2 separate regions of the Homo sapiens genome follow, and region 1 is linked to region 2. The links are chromatin loops, found by intact Hi-C in ENCODE. Cell type or tissue: IMR-90. All regions are shown on one strand. Links, peaks and the distances in the headings refer to the core of each region. The heading gives the core; the rest is flanking DNA. Region 1 overlaps LYST (lysosomal trafficking regulator). Region 2 has its middle 9.2 kb from the start of B3GALNT2.

Region 1 (9,001 bases), core at 480-8,479, 330 kb after region 2:
AATAAAATGAAATAAAATAAAATAAAATAAAATAATAAATAAATAAATAAAATAAATCATCAGTTCATGTGGCCATGTTCCCTCTCCCTTTCCTTCACATATTATTTCCAATTGTTCAGTAGAGATACTGCCTATTATCACCTTGTAACCACTTTCCCTTCAAGAGACTATCTCTGGCATCTTACCTACCTTTTCTTCGAATTTTAGGAACTCTGTACTCCAATTCTCTATATTCCGGCTTTGTTCCATATTCCTCTTCCTGCTTATTAGTCTGCCAGCTATCATTTACAAAACAACCACTTTGTATCAGACACTAAGAACATAAAGTAATTCCAGTCTCTGCCCTCAAGAAGATTACATTACGGTGGCAAAGGCAAATCAATATATAGGGTACTATGTACTGCTAAGGGGCACTTAACCCAATTTGAGTGGCCAGGGAAGCTTCATGAAGAATAAATTGAAGTTGTACAGGTAAAGGGAGAAAAGAAGGGAAGAAAAGCATTAGAGATGGAAACAGCAGCTCAAGTTGTCACTGAAGAAATTACAGTAAGTTTGGTATCACAACTACAAAATGAGAAACAGGAAAAGTGAGGATGGAGGGAGTGGCTGGCAAAGACCAGATGGTGAAAGGCTTTTGTACACTATGCTAAGAACCTTGGGCTTTAATCTATTGGCTAGTGAGTCTTATCAGAATCACCTATAGAGTTTGTCTAGGCCCCATGATCAGAGAACCTAATCTGCTAAACCCACAGCAAGACCTAAACATCGGTATTTTTAACAAGCTTCATAGGTGATTCTAATGAACAGTCAGGGCTGAGACTCACTGCTACAGGTGACAGGAAGCCCATGAATTATTTTGAACATGTGAGTGGCATGGTCAATCTTGAACACATAGGTCATTCTAGTGGCAATGTGGAAGACACATTTTATGGAGAAAACTCTAGCTGCATGAAAACCAATTTGGAGACTGGCGTCATACTCCAAGCAAATGGTAAGGATATTTTTTTCTAAAGCAACAGTAGAATAATATAATTTTATTAAATATCCAAGAATTAAAATGAGCACAATTTTGGTGATTAATTGGATGGAGAAGTGAGTGGTAAGGGAGGGATCAGGACAACTCTCTGAATACTGGCTTGGTTAACTGGATAAATGGTACTGTCACCTGCGAAGAACACACAAGAAGAACTGAGGCACGTGTGCAGAGTCTGCTGTCAGGGCAAAACCACTCCACACCAGGTGAGCTGAGTCCTCTGTCTATTAGGCCAGTGACTAACTTCTTTACAGTGACTACTGAGACTAAATCCACCATGCCTTTCATTCCAATTTCAGCAATGCTCAAAATGTATACCTTCTCAACAACTATCCTTAACTCCATCTCATGGTTTCCAATACCAGACCGAATAAGGAAATAGCAAGTATAGACTCTCCTGAGAAGGCAGGATTAGAAAAGAAAAACAGAAAATAGAGAGGAGCTGGAGAAGGAGGCATAGGTTAAGGAATTTTTTTTTTCAAGTATTTGTATTTTTTAAAGAATTGGAAGAACCGTATTTTTAGGCTATAAGAAATAAGAGGTGGTGCGGCGTGGCCAGCCATCTCCTATCAGCTCTGATTGTGTGTACTTCTTCCCAGCATCACTGGCACCATGTTGGTAGCTTAAAATCATCATGGTGAGAGTATTTCCATCATGGAAATGGGCAAATGCTACACATTAGGGTCTTTTTTGTTTCTTTCTCCAGGAGAGCCACTTTACTAGCATACCACTGCAGCCAGCACAAGGGAAGATACTGAAGACAGGGGCAAGAGAACGAATGAATGAAGGACAAAATTCATGGAGAAAATAAGTGTGGATTGGATCAAGGGTATAGGTGAAGAGGTTAGGCTGGGGCGGGGAAGCAGGAGGGGACACATCATCCTCTGAGGCTGAGGGAAAGGAGGTAAGGAGAATTGCAGATATAGAAAACAGGTGGAAGGCCAGAAACTGAGGGAGCTCAAGAATGACTGGCTCAATTTTTTCATTCAAGTAATAGGCAAAGTTGTCTGCTTAAAGAAGAGAGTCTAGAGATTGGGGGCTAAAGGCTAAGTAATTTAGAATAATTATTGGAAGAATAGTCAAATGGGGGAAAGTAGTGATGACAGACAAAATAATTTACTGGTTGGCTACTAGCTTAGCAGAGGTGGAAAACCATGAATTTCTGGTGGTATGGATTTTTTCAGCTATTTCAGATTCACCAGCAGGATTCAGCTGCTTGGGTCTAATAATAGACAGTGCAGACTGTTATCACTGATCTGGAAATGGGAGTTTTGGTGGGTGGAGGCAGCAGAAGCATAAGTGAAGGGGACCCAAGGGTATGGGTGGAAGAACAGTCCTTATGGCCAAAAATGAGACACAGACTGGGTAGGAAAAAGAAAGAGGCCAGGAAAATAAATGTTGATAGACAAGCAGAAAATCCAGGCAATCAAGGAAGTGTGGATCTCTACCAGACTGAAGAGTACACAATGTGGGAATGAAGATGTTAGAATTTTTAGATTTCTGAAACAAGCGGTCCCAGATGACAACATCCACAGTGTGGCCCTGCAAGCAGATGTCTAAAGTGAAGTGAAAGTTAAGGTCCTTGCAGTTAAGTAACCATGAAGCTAGTATTTTTGGACAACAGATCATTGTAAGTTCTTAAAATGAAAGCCCTATAATGACAGAGATTTTGTCTGTTGTATTCACTGCTAAATCTCTAGCATCTAGAACAGAACACAGCTAACAGCAGGCATTCGATTCTACTCATTTGCCGAATGAATGGCGTGGCCTCTCTCTCAGGATTTTCATTAGGTTAACTTGTCTAATTAAGCCCCTCGTAGTCAAGTTAGGTCAAAGATAGACTCAAGAGTACTGGTTCCCTGGATTATTTCCTTTACCTTCTGGAAATGAAATGGTCACTAAAGTCAGTCAACAGTGGCTCTGCTTTCATTGAATGAGACTTCCTGCAGACATCTGGATAGTTAACTTTGATATCTTAGCTCTGTTCCAGTTCTGTGATTAATTTCCACAACTTATTATCCACCTAAAAGATTACAGAATTAAGCTATCACCCTCAGTCTTGTGGATTTTCATGCATTTATCTTCTTGACACAGAGAACTACTACACCCGCCCCTCACAGCAAGTCATGACCACATATATTCTTCACTTTTAGGGCAGCTCCTCATATAATGGCATTTTTAGATGCCTTGTCATGTCTGTGTTCTAGACAATGCTACCAAGGACATTACATGTACCACTGAAAATAAAATCTCAAGCTCAACAACAGGGCAAGAAATGGTCCCTAGGTGGCTGAGTTTCCTTTTCAATAAATATCAAATAGCCAGTGGCCACAGTGATAAGAAGGGAAAGGGGTCCATTGTGCTACAGTTCCCTTTTTCATAAATTCATTAATTCCAATATTTATTTATTAAGTAAATATTTTAATAGATATTTATTAATATGCTCCAGCTCATTCTATTTTCACTATTTATGAATCTGTTCTGAATAGTGGGATATACATACAGTAGGCATCATGACAGTAGTGAAATAGGACCCAGAAGCCGCAGATCAGGAATCTAGCAATTACTAGCTAGTCACACAGAGCTGTGTGAAGTTTGGCTGCCTCTTCCATAAACTACCCCACAGAGTTGCTATGTGGAGCCTAAGAAATTATATAACCTCAGTAAACATTGTTGACAAATTTTATAGCTCTATGTAAATGCTCAGTACTAGCTGCACACCTTATGACAGACAGTGCCATCTGAAGGAAGAAAAAGATCACTGCAAGCTTTCCTCAGATCAGTGTGAGGAAAATGATGTTCTGTTTCATAACGCTATTTCCAGGGAAGCACTGAAAAAAAAAATAGGAAGTCCCTGTATTTTCTGCTTTTTCCTTGTCTTGTGGCTTCCACAAGAAAAAAAAGAAGTAAAAGGAAAAAACAACAAAAAAGGTTATAATAATGATATTTATTCTTATAGGTTGATTAGAAAGCATACTTTTTCCTCATCAAACAGTAACACCCAAAAGACTTGTTAGTCTTTCACCAAATGCCAAAAAATCCTGGAAAATTCCCTTTTAAAGTAACACTACGTGCTTGCCTAATTTTCTCAATTCAATAGTATTAGAGAAGTTGCCATTGGAAAGACTTTTTTTCAAAAATGTTATGTGCCAAAGAGGAGACTGTGATAAATCAGGGTTATTTTAAGAATTAGGCAAAATAATGTACAGAATAATAAGTGCCCAATAAATTCTGTTAAATCAAAATCTGCCATGATTTGAAGCAGCCTTCTTGAAAATAAAGGTTAGTTTATATGGATTTAACTATTCTAAATCCCAGCTCTCCAGAGTTTAATATATATTGATAGATTGATTAGCAACTTTCTCAAAGATCTCATATAGTCTTTACAACACATCAGTAAAAATAAAAAATCTTTATGAGAAAAAAAGATAACACCATTTATATCATTTCATAAATGACATGAATAAAGGAATAAACATGAATAACTTAGAATCTTATGTTGTCATAATGGCAGAAATTTTAGATATCATATTCTCTAACCCCACATTCTACAGTTGAGAAAAACTGAGGCCTACAGGTCCAAGGTCACAGAAATGATTAGTCACTGGACTCTACTATCCCAGTTGTCTTGGAGTTACATATGTTTTGGGGGGTAATTAACTAAAACTGAAATAAGCAAGTTTAGAAGATACATAGCCTTTCTTCTTCTGTCGATTAGAAATTAGACAACAGGCAAAGGCGTTTCCCTAACACTAAATACTACCTCTAAATGGTATCCAGAACCTTTACTCAAGTCCACTGGATTGTAATACATACACCTGGAAACAAGATTTTTAAACCTCTCTCTACAAACTTTTTAGACTACAACACAGAACTATATGTCTGAAATGCAGGACACTGGTGGGGGGAAGGGGACCAAAGAGGGGGAGGGGGAAACTGCACTTGTTCAGATTAATATAATTCTCTTTAAAGAATAAGCCAGTTAAAACATATCAGTTGAACTGTACAATATTTAAGCAAGAAAATATCTGTTAATCTAAGCTTTACTGTGTAACTTTTTAGTCAATACTAGATGTGTTAAGCAATAACCATCAGAATGATTCCTAACTAAAGAGAGGAGCTCCTGGGATCATGGCGAAGGGAGGCAGGACTAGATTGCAGCTCTGGACAGAGCAGCATGTGGTGGCTTGCATTGTGAATTTGAGCTCCAGATCCACTGCAAGAACAAACCAGCAATCCCGAGAGGACCCACAGACCCTCTGAAGGAAGCGGATTGCTCCTGCAGGCCCCAGGAGACCCCCAAATACTGTGAGTGCCCCAACTGTGCAAGTGGGAAAGGGAGACCCTCCTCTCCTGAACACACACCCCCACTGGAGAAGCTGAAGGTCTGTTTGCTGGAGAAGTTTCTGACCTTACCTGAGCTGAATCAAGTTAGAGAGCCAAGCCTAGTGAATTACAGGGGTAGAGAATGCAGCAGAAAGGCCCTGGGAGCTCCCTGGGTCCTTAAGTAGCCCATTCCTGCCTGGCACCACAAGGATCCATTGGGAGGGTGGCTAGAGGAGCAGGGGGTAAAACCCCACAGGGAAAGGAATTCTCTAGCCTAACTTTCTAACAATTTGAACGCGGTGAGAAGCCTGCTGGCCAGAACTCCGGGGAGGGTGCAAATCCAGCTCGCAGACTTCACAGGTGGAAGGAAGAACTAAAGCCCTTTTCTTTCGTAGCTGAGAGGTGGATAGCCTCGGGGAAGTTTTCAAGCCCATCTAGCCCTCAGCCTGGAAACAGACTCCCGGCAGTTAGGGGGGACACGGTGGGAGTGAGAGTGGCCCTTCTGTTTGCGTGGGAGCTGGGTGAGGGCTCCGACTGCTGGCTTTCCCCCACTTCCCTGACAACCTTCATGACTCAGCAGAGGCAGCCATAATCCTCCTAAGTACACAACTCCAGTAAACTGGGAATCTCACCCCCAATTCCCCACAGCAGCCCCAGCACGACCCAACCAAGGAGCTGCTGAGCTCATACACACCTAGCCCCACCCCCACCTGATGGTCCTTCCCTATCCACCCTGGTAGCAAAAGACAAAGGGCATTTAATCTTGGGAGTTCTAGGGCCCTGCCCACCGCATATCTTTCTCTGTACTACTACAGCTGATGCTTTCTGGAAAGCGCCACCTCCTGGCAGGAGGCCAACCAGCACAAAAATAGAGCATTAAAACATGGCCAACCAGTACAAAAATAGAGCATTAAACCACCAAAGCTAAGGACCCTCACGGAGTCCACTGCACCCTCCACCACCTGCACCAGAAAAGGCGCTGGTATCCATGGCTGAGAGACCCATAGATGGTTCACATCACAGGACTCTGTGTAGACAACCCCCAGTACCGGCCTGGAGCCAGGGAGACTCGCTGGGTGGCTAGACCCAGAAGAGAGACAACAATCACTGCAGTTCGGCTCACAGGAAGCCACATCCATAGGAAAAGGAGGAGTATACTACATCAAGGGAACACCCCGTGGGACAAAAGAATCTGAACAACAGTCTTCAGCCCTAGACCTTCCCTCTGACAGAGCCTACCCAAATGAGAAGGAACCAGAAAACCAACCCTGGTAATATGACAAAACAAGGCTCTTCAACACCCCCCCAAAATTTCTCTAGTTCACCAGCAATAGATCCAAACCAAGAAGAAATCCCTGATTTACCTGACAAAGAATTCAGGAGGTTAGATATTAAGCTAATCAGGGAGGGACCAGAGAAAGGTGAAGCCCAGTGCAAGGAAATCCAAAAAATGATATAAGAAGTGAAGGGAGAAATATTCAAAGAAATAGATAGCATAAAGAAAAAAAACAATAAAAAATTCAGGAAACTTTGGACACACTTTTAGAAATGCAAAATGCTCTGGAAAGTCTCAGCGATAGAACTAAACAAGTAGAAGAAAGAAATTCAGAGCTCGAAGACAAGGTCTTCGAATTAACCCAATCCAACAAAGACAAAGAAAAAAGAATACGAAAATATGAACAAAGCCTCCAAGAAGTCTGGGATTATGTTAAATGACCACACCTAAGAATAATCAGTGTTCCTGAGGAAGAAGAGAATTCTAAAAGCTTGGAAAACATATCTGGGTGGATAATTGAGGAAAACTTCCCTGGCCTTGCTAGAGACGTAGACATCCAAATACAGAAGCATAAAGATCACCTGGGAAATTCATCTCAAAAAGATCTTCGCGTAGGCACATTGTCATGAGGTTATCCAAAGTTAAGATGAAGGAAAGAATTTTAAGAGCTGTGAAACAGTAGTACCAGGTAGCCTATAAAAGAAAACCTATCAGATTAACAGCAGATTTCTCAGCAGAAACCCTATAAGCTAGAAGGGATTGGGGCCCTAACTTCAGACTCCTCAAACAAAACAATTATCAGCCAAGAATTTTGTATCCAGCAAAATTAAGCATCATATATGAAGGAAAGATACAGTCTTTTTCAGACAAACACATGCTGAGAGAATTCGCCATCACCAAGCCACCACTAGAAGAACTGCTAAAAGGAGCTCCAAGTCTTGAAACAAATCCTGGAAACACATCAAAACAGAACCTCTTCAAAGCATAAATCACACAGGGCCTATAGAACAAAAATGCAAGTTAAAAAGCAAAAACAAAACAACAACAAACAAAAGTACAGAGGCAACAAGGAGCATGATGAATGGAACCATACCGCACATTTCAATGCTAAAATTGAATGTAAATGGCCTAAATGCTCCACTTAAAAGATACAGAACCACAGAATGGATAAGAATTCACCAATCAACTATCTATTGCCTTCAGGATACTCACCTAACACATAAGCACTCACATACGGTAAAGGGGTGGGAAAAGGCATTTCATGCAAATGGACACCAAAAGCCAGCAAGGTATTCTTACATCAGACAAAACAAACTTTAAAGCAACAGCAGTTAAAAGAGACAAAGAGGGACATTATATAATGGTAAAAGGCCTTGTCCAACAGGAAGATATCACAATCCTAAACATATATGCACTTAACACTGGAGCTCCCAAATTTATAAAACAATTACTAATAGACCTAAGAAATGAGACAGCAACACAATAATAGTGGGGGACTTCAATACTCCAATGACCAGACAGGTCATCAACACAGAAGGTCAACAAAGAAACAATGAATTTAAACTATACCTTGGAACAAATGGACTTGACAGATATATACAGACATTTCATCCAACAACTGCAGAATATACATTCTATTCAACAGCACATGGAACTTTCTCCAAGATAGATCATATGACAGGCAACAAAACGAGTCTCAATAGATTTAAGAAAACTGAAATTATATCAAGCACTCTCTCAGACCACAGCGGCATAAAACTGGAAATCAACTCCAAAGGGAAGCTTCAAAACCATGCAAATACATGGAAATTAAATAACCTGCTCCTGAATGAGCATTGGGTCAAAAACGAAATCAAGATAGAAATTAAAAAATTCTTCGAACTGAATGACAATAATGACACAACCTATCAAAACCTCTGCGATGGAGCAAGGGTGGTGCTAAGAGGAAAGTTCACAGTCCTAAATGCCTACATCAAAAAGTCTGAAAGAGCACAATCTAAGGTCACACCTCAAGGAACTAGAGAAACTAGAACAAAGCAAACCCAAACCCAGCAGAAGAAAGGAAATAACCAAGATCAGAGCAAAACTAAATGAAATTGAAACAAACAAAAAAAATACAAAAGATAAATGAAACAAAAAGCTGGTTCTTTGAAAAGATAAATAAAATTGATATATCATTAGCAAGATTAACCAAGAAAAGAAGAGAGAAAATCCAAATGACCTCATTAAGAAATGAAATGGGAGATACTACAACTGACACCACTGAAATACAAAAGATCATTCAAGGCTACTACGAATACATTTACAGACATAAACTAGAAAGTCTAGAAGAGATGGATACATTCCTGGAAAAATACAACCCTCCT
Region 2 (9,001 bases), core at 564-8,563:
ACAGCAGGCTAATTTTTGTATTTTTGTAGAGACAGGGTTTTGCCATGTTGGCCAGGCTGGTCTTGAACTCCTGACCTCAGGTGATCCACCCGCGTTGGCATCCCAAAGTGCTGGGATTACTGGCGTGAGCCCGGCCTATTTCTAATGAATTTTATAATAATTTGTATAGTTATTCGACTTTCCCCTAAACCTTATGTTTAATAAAAAACTAATGCATGGTTATCATAACAAACACAAGTAATGTAATACAAGTGTAAACAAAATATATAATGTTAGAATCCTTCAGCCCACCCCAATCTTTCTTTCCAGACTTAGCCACTATAGCCCAGATATTTCTTCTTGTATATATATTCTGAATTTTTCCAAATTTCTTTACTTTTCCAGTGATGGAAAGGGAGGAATCACCCTCCTTTTCAATCCCCATGTATGCAATCTGTCCCCTTAACCTGTATAACTCCAGAAATTCTAGTCCCCTCTCTCAATATTTCTAAGTACCAAGGCGTGTTCTCTTTTCCACGAGGTCATCATCAGTCTCGTTGCCACCTCTTGTTCCAGACTGCTCTAGTGTTCTCTATCAACCACCTCAACTCATAACCACTTCTCGAGGCCACAGCCCCAGATTCTTCTGCTTTGACCCGAAACACAGACATAGTGCCTCCGTTTATCCCCCAGTCACAGCTAAGACATGGCTGGCATGTTTAACAGACTTGTAAAAGGATTGGCCGGGCGCGGTGGCTTACCCCTGTAATCCTAGTGCTTTGGGAGGCTGAGGCGGGCGGATCCCCTGAGGTCTGGGTTCCAGAACAGCCCGACCAACAGGGAGAAAACCCATCTCTACTAAAAATCCAAAATTAGCCGGGAGTGGTGGCATATGCCTGTAATCCCAGCTACTCGGGAGGCTGAGGCAGGAGAATTGCTTGAACCCAGGAGGCGGAGGTTGCAGTGAGCCGAGATGGCACCATTGCACTCCAGCCTGGGCAACAAGAGTGAAACTCCGTCTCAAAAAAATAAATAAATACAAGAATTTAGCCTGAGAAGATACAGACAGAAAACTTTTAACTTGATATGAGATAAACTTGCTCCTATGGTCCCCCAATAGAGGTCCCTACTGGCTATCTCTTGCCTTAAGCCTTACCCCAGCCCTTTAATGACACTTCCAAGCGCCTTCTCATCCCTTCCATATGAGGGTCACTTCTTGCTGGTTCTCTTTTCTCTAGTACAGGGCCCAATTCGATCAGCCAGTGAAATAAAAATTGCCCTTGAACATCTCTTAGTTTAAAATATATAGTATGTATGTTTTTGTATATGTAATTCTGTAAAAGTATTTTTTTATTCCTCTAATTCTTATTTACTTATTTGGTAGGGATGAGCTCTCACTATGCTGCCCAGGCTGGTCTCGAACTCCTGACCTCAAGCGGTCCTTCTACCTCAGCCTCCCAAAGTGCTGGGATTACAGGCATAAGCCACTGTGCCTGGCCCTCTAATTCTTTATCATTAAAGTTTCTCGTCAGGCTTTAGTTGTTCACTTTCTTCCTCAAGGAAACCATCTTGCCTGGTCACTTAATCAACAAATTTCACTTTTTTTTTTTTTTTGGTGAATAGTTGGGAAACCTTAAAATCATTCAGATATTCTTTTCAGGACTCCTGGCACTCTGCCTCGGGTGGGTACACGCTGCCCTAGTAATGCGTGCTATTTAAATGATTGCTTCTCTTTCTTTTTTAAGCCAATGGTTGAATTCTTTTAAATTAAATGCCTGTGATATGACGACCAGATAATCTTTGCAGAAGACAACCTTTACACTAGCAGACAGAATCATTAACATTTCAGTCTGAAAGCATCTTGACTCGGGCTTCTCCAAGAAGAGTAGGAAAATAGACACTGCCAAACTGTCCTTCAAAAATGTGCTCAAGGAGGGAGGTTGGTGTAACAGGAACAGAGTGAGTGGTGAGGAGAATAATCGGGGATGATGTAGTCCCTAGCAAGAATATGATATAAATCATGATAAGGATTTGGGCTTTTACTCCGAAATGAAAGGGGAGTAGTTACATGGTGGGGTTTTGTTTTTTTTTGTTTTTTTGTTTTTTTGTTTTTTTTTTGAGACAGAGTCTTGCTCTGTCACCTGGGCTGGAGTGCAGTGGCGCGATCTCAGCTCACTGCAACCTCTGCCTCCTGGGTTCAAGCAATTCTCCTGTCTCAGCCTCCAGAGTAGCTAGGATTACAGGCGTGCACCACCATGGCCAGCCATTTTGTATTTTTAATAGAAATGGGGTTCTACCATGTTGGCCAGGCTGGTCTTGAACTCCTGACCTCAAGTGATCCGCCGGCCCAGCTCCCAAAGTTCTGGGATTACAAGTATGAGCCACCGCACCCAGCCTACATGGTGGGTTTTAAGCAAAGGAGTGACATGATCTGACTTATGTGTTAGCAGGAACACTCACATTGCTGTGTGGTGAATAGACTGACTGGGGGTGGGGAAAAATCTACCGTGTGGAGTAGCGGAGGAGATGATGAGTATCATTCAAGTCTTGAGAAAAGCTGCAGTAGCAAGAGCCAACCAGAAGATGGAAGAGGGATCCTGGGTGCTTCTATATGGAGTTGATCTATCTGAGGGTGCAGAGGCCGACTCTAAGATGCTGTGGTGCATCTCCCCAATTCAGGATGGAAAATGTTGACTGCAAAGGAGTCTCAGTTGAATCTCTCTCTCTGGGAACTGCCCTTGGCTGAAGGTGGCTGCCTCACCCAAGGGTACAGCTCCCTCCTGAGAGACAACCTGCATCCAGTGACTACTCAAGGAACGGTGTAAAGATGTGGGTAACTCTGAAGAGCCATCCCGTGGCCTCTCTTGCAACTGCGTCACAGTCCAACTTCTCCCTCCGCCCAATTCTGCTTTCCTCACTCCCTTACCGGCATTCCCAAGAGCAGTCCCCAGTAAACCTGTATACAACCCGTGTTTCAGAGTATGTTTCCATGGGAACCTGACCTAAGACAGCGATTCTGTTAAATGACATGAAAGATGATGTCATTTCTCTACCTAAAACCCTGCAAATGGCTCTCCAGTTCTGTTCTCTCACAGGGAAACCAGAGTCCCTTACAGTGGCCTGCAGGCCGTTGTCATCTGTAGGCCGTTGTCATCTGCAGGCCGTTGTCATCTGTAGGCCATTGTCATCTGCAGGCCGTTGTCATCTGCAGGCCTGAACCCCTCTAACCTCATCCTCTATTCCCCTCCTTCTCATTCAGTTTGCTCCAGAACCATCCTGGCCTCCTTTCCATCCCGAGAATAGGACAGGTACATTCTTTCCTCGGGATCTTTGCACTTTGTTTCTTCTGCTCTTCTTCCAGATATTTTCATAGCTTATTCCTTCTTCTTCTTCAAGTCAACTAAAATGTTGCCTTTTCCATGAGGCCTTCCCTGTCCCTTCTATTAAAAAACCCTGCTCCACCATCCCCAATCTCTATTACTCTATTCTGTATCACTTATCACTCTTTTTTTGTTTTGTTTTGTTTTGAGACAGTCTCACTCTGTTGCCCAGGCTGGAGTGCAGTGGTGTGATTTCGGCTCACTGCAACCTCCACTTCCCGGGTTCAAGCGATTCTCCTGCCTCACCCTCCTGAGTAGTTGGGATTACAGGTGCATACTACCATGCCCAGCTAATTTTTGTATTTTTAGTAGAGGTGGGGTTTCACCATGTTGGTCAGGCTGGTCTCAAACTCCTGACCTTGTGATCCGCCTGCCTCGGCCTCCCAAAGTGCTGGGATTAATGGCGTGAGCCACTGCGACCTGCCATGTGTCACTTATCACTCTTAAACATACTGTTCAATTTACTTATTTATTTTGTTTGCGGTTTATTGTCTTACTGTCTACACAGGGCAGAAATTTTCCCTCCCGTTTTGTTCCCTGATATATCCCAGAACCTGGAGAAGTCACTGGCATTTTGTAGGTGCTCCATAAATATTTATTGAACAAACAGTGAATGAATGAGTGAATCAATGAATTTGGGAATCTTTAGCAAGTTGATTGCAGTAGAACTCACAAGGTGAGATTACCCAGGCATAGTCTGTAGAGCGATGATGAAGGGAGACACCAACATTTAGGTGTGAGCAGAGGAAGTTAAAATTATAAAGGACATTGACAAGAATCCAGACTATAGGAGGAAAACAGGAGGATGTGTCACCCAAGACAAGATGTAAGATGGCAGAGGGAGTGCAGACGACAGCGTACAACCTGACCAACATGGTGAAACACTGTCTCTAAAAAAAACAAAAACAAAAATTAGCCGGGCGTGGTGGCTCATGCCTGTTGACAACATATGAAGCAAGATCAAGGCAGAAATGTGTCTGCTGATTTGAGAGTGGCCAGGTAACTAGCAGTTTCGAGGAATAGGTAGAGCAGAAGGGAGAGTACTGTGAGTTGAGGAGTGAATGAGAAGTAATGAAGTGGAAATGGTGTGTGCATTACTATTTTGAGAAGTTTGGTCATGAAGATCAGAACGAGAAAGAATGGGAGCTGGGAAGAGGGCTCTGATTGAAGAAGTGTGTGTGTGCATTTAGATGGGAGAGATAAGCCTGACTTGAGTATTTTAAGTGATGTATGGAAACAGCCAGTAACAACCATATAATTTGTAATCTAAATCAAGGTTTTGAGAGAAAAAGGGGGCAGGACAAATGCTAAAATGGATAAATGTCAAGACAACAGGAACTATCTGCAAACCAGACCATATGGTCTCCCTGTCCACGCCTCAAGTTTTCCATGCAAGTCATTTATCCTTACACTTAGTGGGCTATTTTTTTCTGACGGTAGGTGGCAGTAAAGAGCTTGCCTCTTTTTGCCTCGTTTGGTTTGGTTTGGTTTGGTTTTTGAGAAAAATTTAATTAGAGATTTTGGATGGCAACTAAGATTGGTAAAGGTTAGCTCCACAGGCTTAAACTCAAAATAGGAGATTTCAACTTAGATTTTACTTTGGGAAAATTCATACACGTTTTTGTGAAAAAGAATATCTCTTGGTTCTCAAAGAAAAAATAATTTTTGGGTAATTATAAAATATGTTGCATTTTCACACTGAGCCATTTTATCTTTAAAATGATGAACTTCCATCTTCTTCCTAATACAGAATAATTTCCATTAGTTTTATCACTTCTTTTTTTTTGAGACAGAGTATCGCTCTGTTGCCCAGCCTGGAGTGCAATGGCACAATCTCGGCTCACTGCAACCTCCGCCTCCTAGGTTCAAGAGATTCTCCTGCCTCAGCCTCCCGAGTGGGATTACAGGTGCCTACCACCACGCCTGGCTAATTTTTGTATTTTTTTTTAGTAGAGATGGGGTTTCACCATGTTAGCCAGGCTGGTCTTGAACTCCTGACCTCAAATGATCTGCCCACCTCGGCCTCCCAAAGTGCTTGGATTACAGGTGTGAGCCACTGTGTCTGGCCTATCCCTTCAGTTTTAGCACACGCATTGCTATATGCACACATTTCTTATTTGTGTATATAAATTTTCAGTCAAGTCTAGCTTCAGTAGACTTTGGGGGACCTTGCTATTGAAGATTATAAACATTTTAAAAAACTATAGGCCAGGCGCCATGGCTCACGCCTGTAATCCCAGCACTTCAGGAGGCTGAGGCGGGCGAATCACTTGAGGTCAGGAGTTCGAGACCAGCCTGGCCAACATGGTGAAATGCCATCTCTAAAAAAAATAACAAAAATTAGCCTGGCGTGGTGGCGTGCACCTGTAATCCCAGCTACTCAGGAGGCTGAGGCAGGAGAATCACTTGAACCTCAGGAGGCAGAGGTTGCAGTGAATCGAGATCACATCACTACACTCCAGCCTGCTGGGCAACAGAGTGGGACTCTGTCTCAAAAAAAGAAACAAAACAAACAAACCAAAAACCTATGACACATAACAGCAAATTTCTTGTTATCAAAGATAGGACTAGAGATGTCTAAAGATAAGAAGTTTTAGGAGTTCGGAATGGTAAAGTGAATGAGCACACCTTATTCAGGGAATCTTGGCAGAATCTAATGTCATAAAATTTAAAATTCAGAAATCTTTGTCAGAGAAAAAACAGAATCAAAATATTATCTGCAGATCCAGCAAACAAATTTGAGTTCAAAACTCAGATTTGCATTTATTAGCTGTGTGGCCTTGAGCATGGCAAGCACTTTACCTCTAGGTCTCAGATTCCTAATCTGTGAAATGAGACTCACAGGATATACTTCAGTGGATTGTTTTGAATATTAAATGAGAAAACATATTGGTAAAATTTATACATGTTATTTTCATTCTTTTCCCTAAACATGAATATGAAGACATCCAGATTAAAATGTGGCATATGCAACCTCAACCTTTGGAAAATATATCTCAAATGATTAAGGAAAAATATTAATTTTAAGAATTGCTTTAAAACAACAAAACCAAAAAAGCCTTGGTCATACCTTAATTCAGTAATTCTTCAACTTTACGTCTCAGATCCAATATTCTAGGCACTGCTTGACACAGAGAGCAGTTTTCTTACAAGGAAATTTGGGGACCAGAGGGGGTTCTTTGCATGTTTGGATAAGTGCTAGAATTCAAATTCCTTCTCCTGAGAGTCCTCTGCCTTTTTCGTTTAATGAACTCGGTTGCTTTCTTTATTTCCTCTTTCTATCCTCATTAGCGTAAAGCAAACTCTAAAAGCAATCCACAATATCAATCACATCAAATATCATGGAATGTGGCCTCAGTCCTGGAAGATGTCTACTCCATATAGGTGACTTGGTACATTACAGTAGATTATAGTAGCTGAAAAGTATCCTTTGGCCAGCCATTGTCAAAACTAGAGTCACTAATGAGATCACAAATGAGAAGCATTCATTGTCTCTATAAGACTTCCTAAAATGCCCTTATTATTAAGGGAAGTCCTGGCTTTCTGCCAGTATCACAGACTAATTTGTTCATTAGCTGGTTGACTTCTTGGTTCTTGCATATTTCAATGGCTAAAGTTTGTAGTAAGTTTGAGAAATATAAAGAGAGGAGTATGGGGAGGAGAGCTGGCGGGAGGTGGGTGCTGGAAATGATTAAGACCACTGGAAGGGAAAAAAATGGGGTATGATATCACCATGGAAACGAAGTTTACGTATTGCAAAAATTTGCCCAAGTTGGATAGCATTCATTCATTCATTCATTCATTCATTCATTCATTCAACAAACATTTACTCGGTGTCTTTGCATGCCTAGAACCATCAAAGTTACAAATGAGAACCAAACAAGCTTGGTTCTTGTCTTCACGGAGCTTCCATTCTAGTGGGGGAAGGTACACAAAGAACAAACACAAGTAGGTTTCCCCCTGGAAAGAATAACTGGCAGGTTTGCAGGCATTACCACCTAATTTCTTTTTAAAAAGAAACCTAAAGACTTCTTTGGGTGTCCAAAGGTCTAAAATTTTAGAAGTTCAAAATGGCAAAGTGAAAGAGCACACATTATTCAGGCAATCTTGGCAGTATCTAATGTCATAACATTTAAAAATCAGAAATCTCTGTAAGAGGAAAAATAGAATCAAATTACTCTCTGTAGGTCCAGCAGACAAATTTGAGTTCAAAACCCAGATTTGCATTTTTATAATTATTTACTTTAGTAAATTACTTACAATTTACTAAAATTATAAATAATTATAGTAAAACAAAAAAATTAACAATGAGCCAGCCTCCCAGTGTCGCTCAGGAGACCTCACGGCTAAATAAGTAATCACTGCTATCCCTTCCTCTCCAGCAGTCTCCATCAACTTGTTCTGCATTCAGAGACTGTTCTTGGGCCTTCCCATACGCAGCTCACATTTGAAACTCCTGCCCCTGGTGCCTTAATGCATCTGACTGGCAGCCACACAGCCCCTCCATGTGGCTCAGTTTCAGTGGGTAGGTAGGGAAATGCCGATTTGTTTGCATTGTGCCCCACAGGCTGATTACAGTAAAGGCTGTCACACAGAGCTCTTGCATACCTAACAGGAGACTTGGTGACAGTGAAACCAAGAATGACCAATGACTGTGTGTAAAATGAATCAAGGTGAGGTGTATTGAAAGCAAAGAGGTCAATTCAAAGGCTTAGAAATAATCCAGACAGTAATCAAGGAAGAAAGCAGCCATGTCACTGGGAAGAAAAACTTCTTGGGACACTCAGTATATTCAACACGATGAAGTAATTCGCCCTGTGACATGGACAAAAGGAGCTTTCCATGCTCTAATGGGCAGTAGGATTCCATAAAGTGAATCACGTTTAAAAGAGACACTCTTAAAAAATGAAATACGTGGCCATAATCCCAGCACCTTGGGAGGCCGAGGAAAGTGGATCACGAGGTCAGGAGTTCGAGACCAGCCTGGCCAACATAGTGAATCCCTGTCTGTACTAAAAATACAAAAAATTAGCTGGGCATGGTGGTGGGCGCCTGTAATCCCAGCTACTCAGGAGGCTGAGGCAGGAGAATCACTTGAATCAGGGAGGCAGAGGTTGCAGTGAGCCGAGATCGCGCCATTACACTCTAGCCCAGGCAACAGTGGGAGACTCCGTCTCAATGAAAAATAAATAAATAAATGAATAAATAAATATTGTTCTAATGAGCAAATTTAAAAAATCCTAAGTAAAATTTGGTCTCTTTCTCATTAGTGCTTAATGGTCTTCAATCACCCCAGTCCTACTTTGAGTATATACTAAATCCCTTTCAAGGACAGATTCTAGACTTTTCCCACTTTGGCTCATCTGAAAGGTTTCTAAAAGGATTGGTCCTTAATATTTCTTTTCACAACTTAATAGCGTGATTTGAGTTTATGCACACAGAAAGAGATTTGTTCGTACCCTCCTCTCCTCTGATTTTTAAACCTTGTTCCCCTTGTTCATTCTGTATGTTGAGATGTGATCTTGCTTTTAGGAGATCAAAGAAAAAGAAAAACAAGTTTCTCTCACATGTTTGTCTTCTCTTTAACAATCCACATTGTTTTTATATCGGCCCAAGATACACCATTAAAAGTTCTGCAAAGC

What was found. Hi-C counts contacts between places; a loop is a spot of excess contacts. Peaks named below come from ENCODE experiments on the same cell type or tissue, not always from the same donor. Only the 100,000 strongest peaks of a DNase experiment are listed, where the experiment ranks them.
Region 1: a loop joins it to region 2, with 6 times the contacts of the local background. A loop is called at or near these places in 14 of 110 quality-filtered maps.

Annotation. Positions count from the first base shown.
Region 1 is chr1:235,839,814-235,848,814 of GRCh38, forward strand. The region is part of intron 1 of LYST (lysosomal trafficking regulator); the gene reads right to left. Among named protein-coding and RNA genes, the nearest start is that of MIR1537, 8.7 kb to the right of the region's middle. RefSeq lists an enhancer at 2,289-2,488. In IMR-90, for the core only: a CTCF peak has its summit at 3,771 (motif pointing left); a DNase peak (open chromatin) is centred at 3,778.
Region 2 is chr1:235,509,157-235,518,157 of GRCh38, forward strand. No RefSeq gene overlaps it. Among named protein-coding and RNA genes, the nearest start is that of B3GALNT2, 9.2 kb to the left of the region's middle. In IMR-90, for the core only: CTCF peaks have their summits at 2,515 (motif pointing right) and 4,800 (motif pointing right); a DNase peak (open chromatin) is centred at 4,795.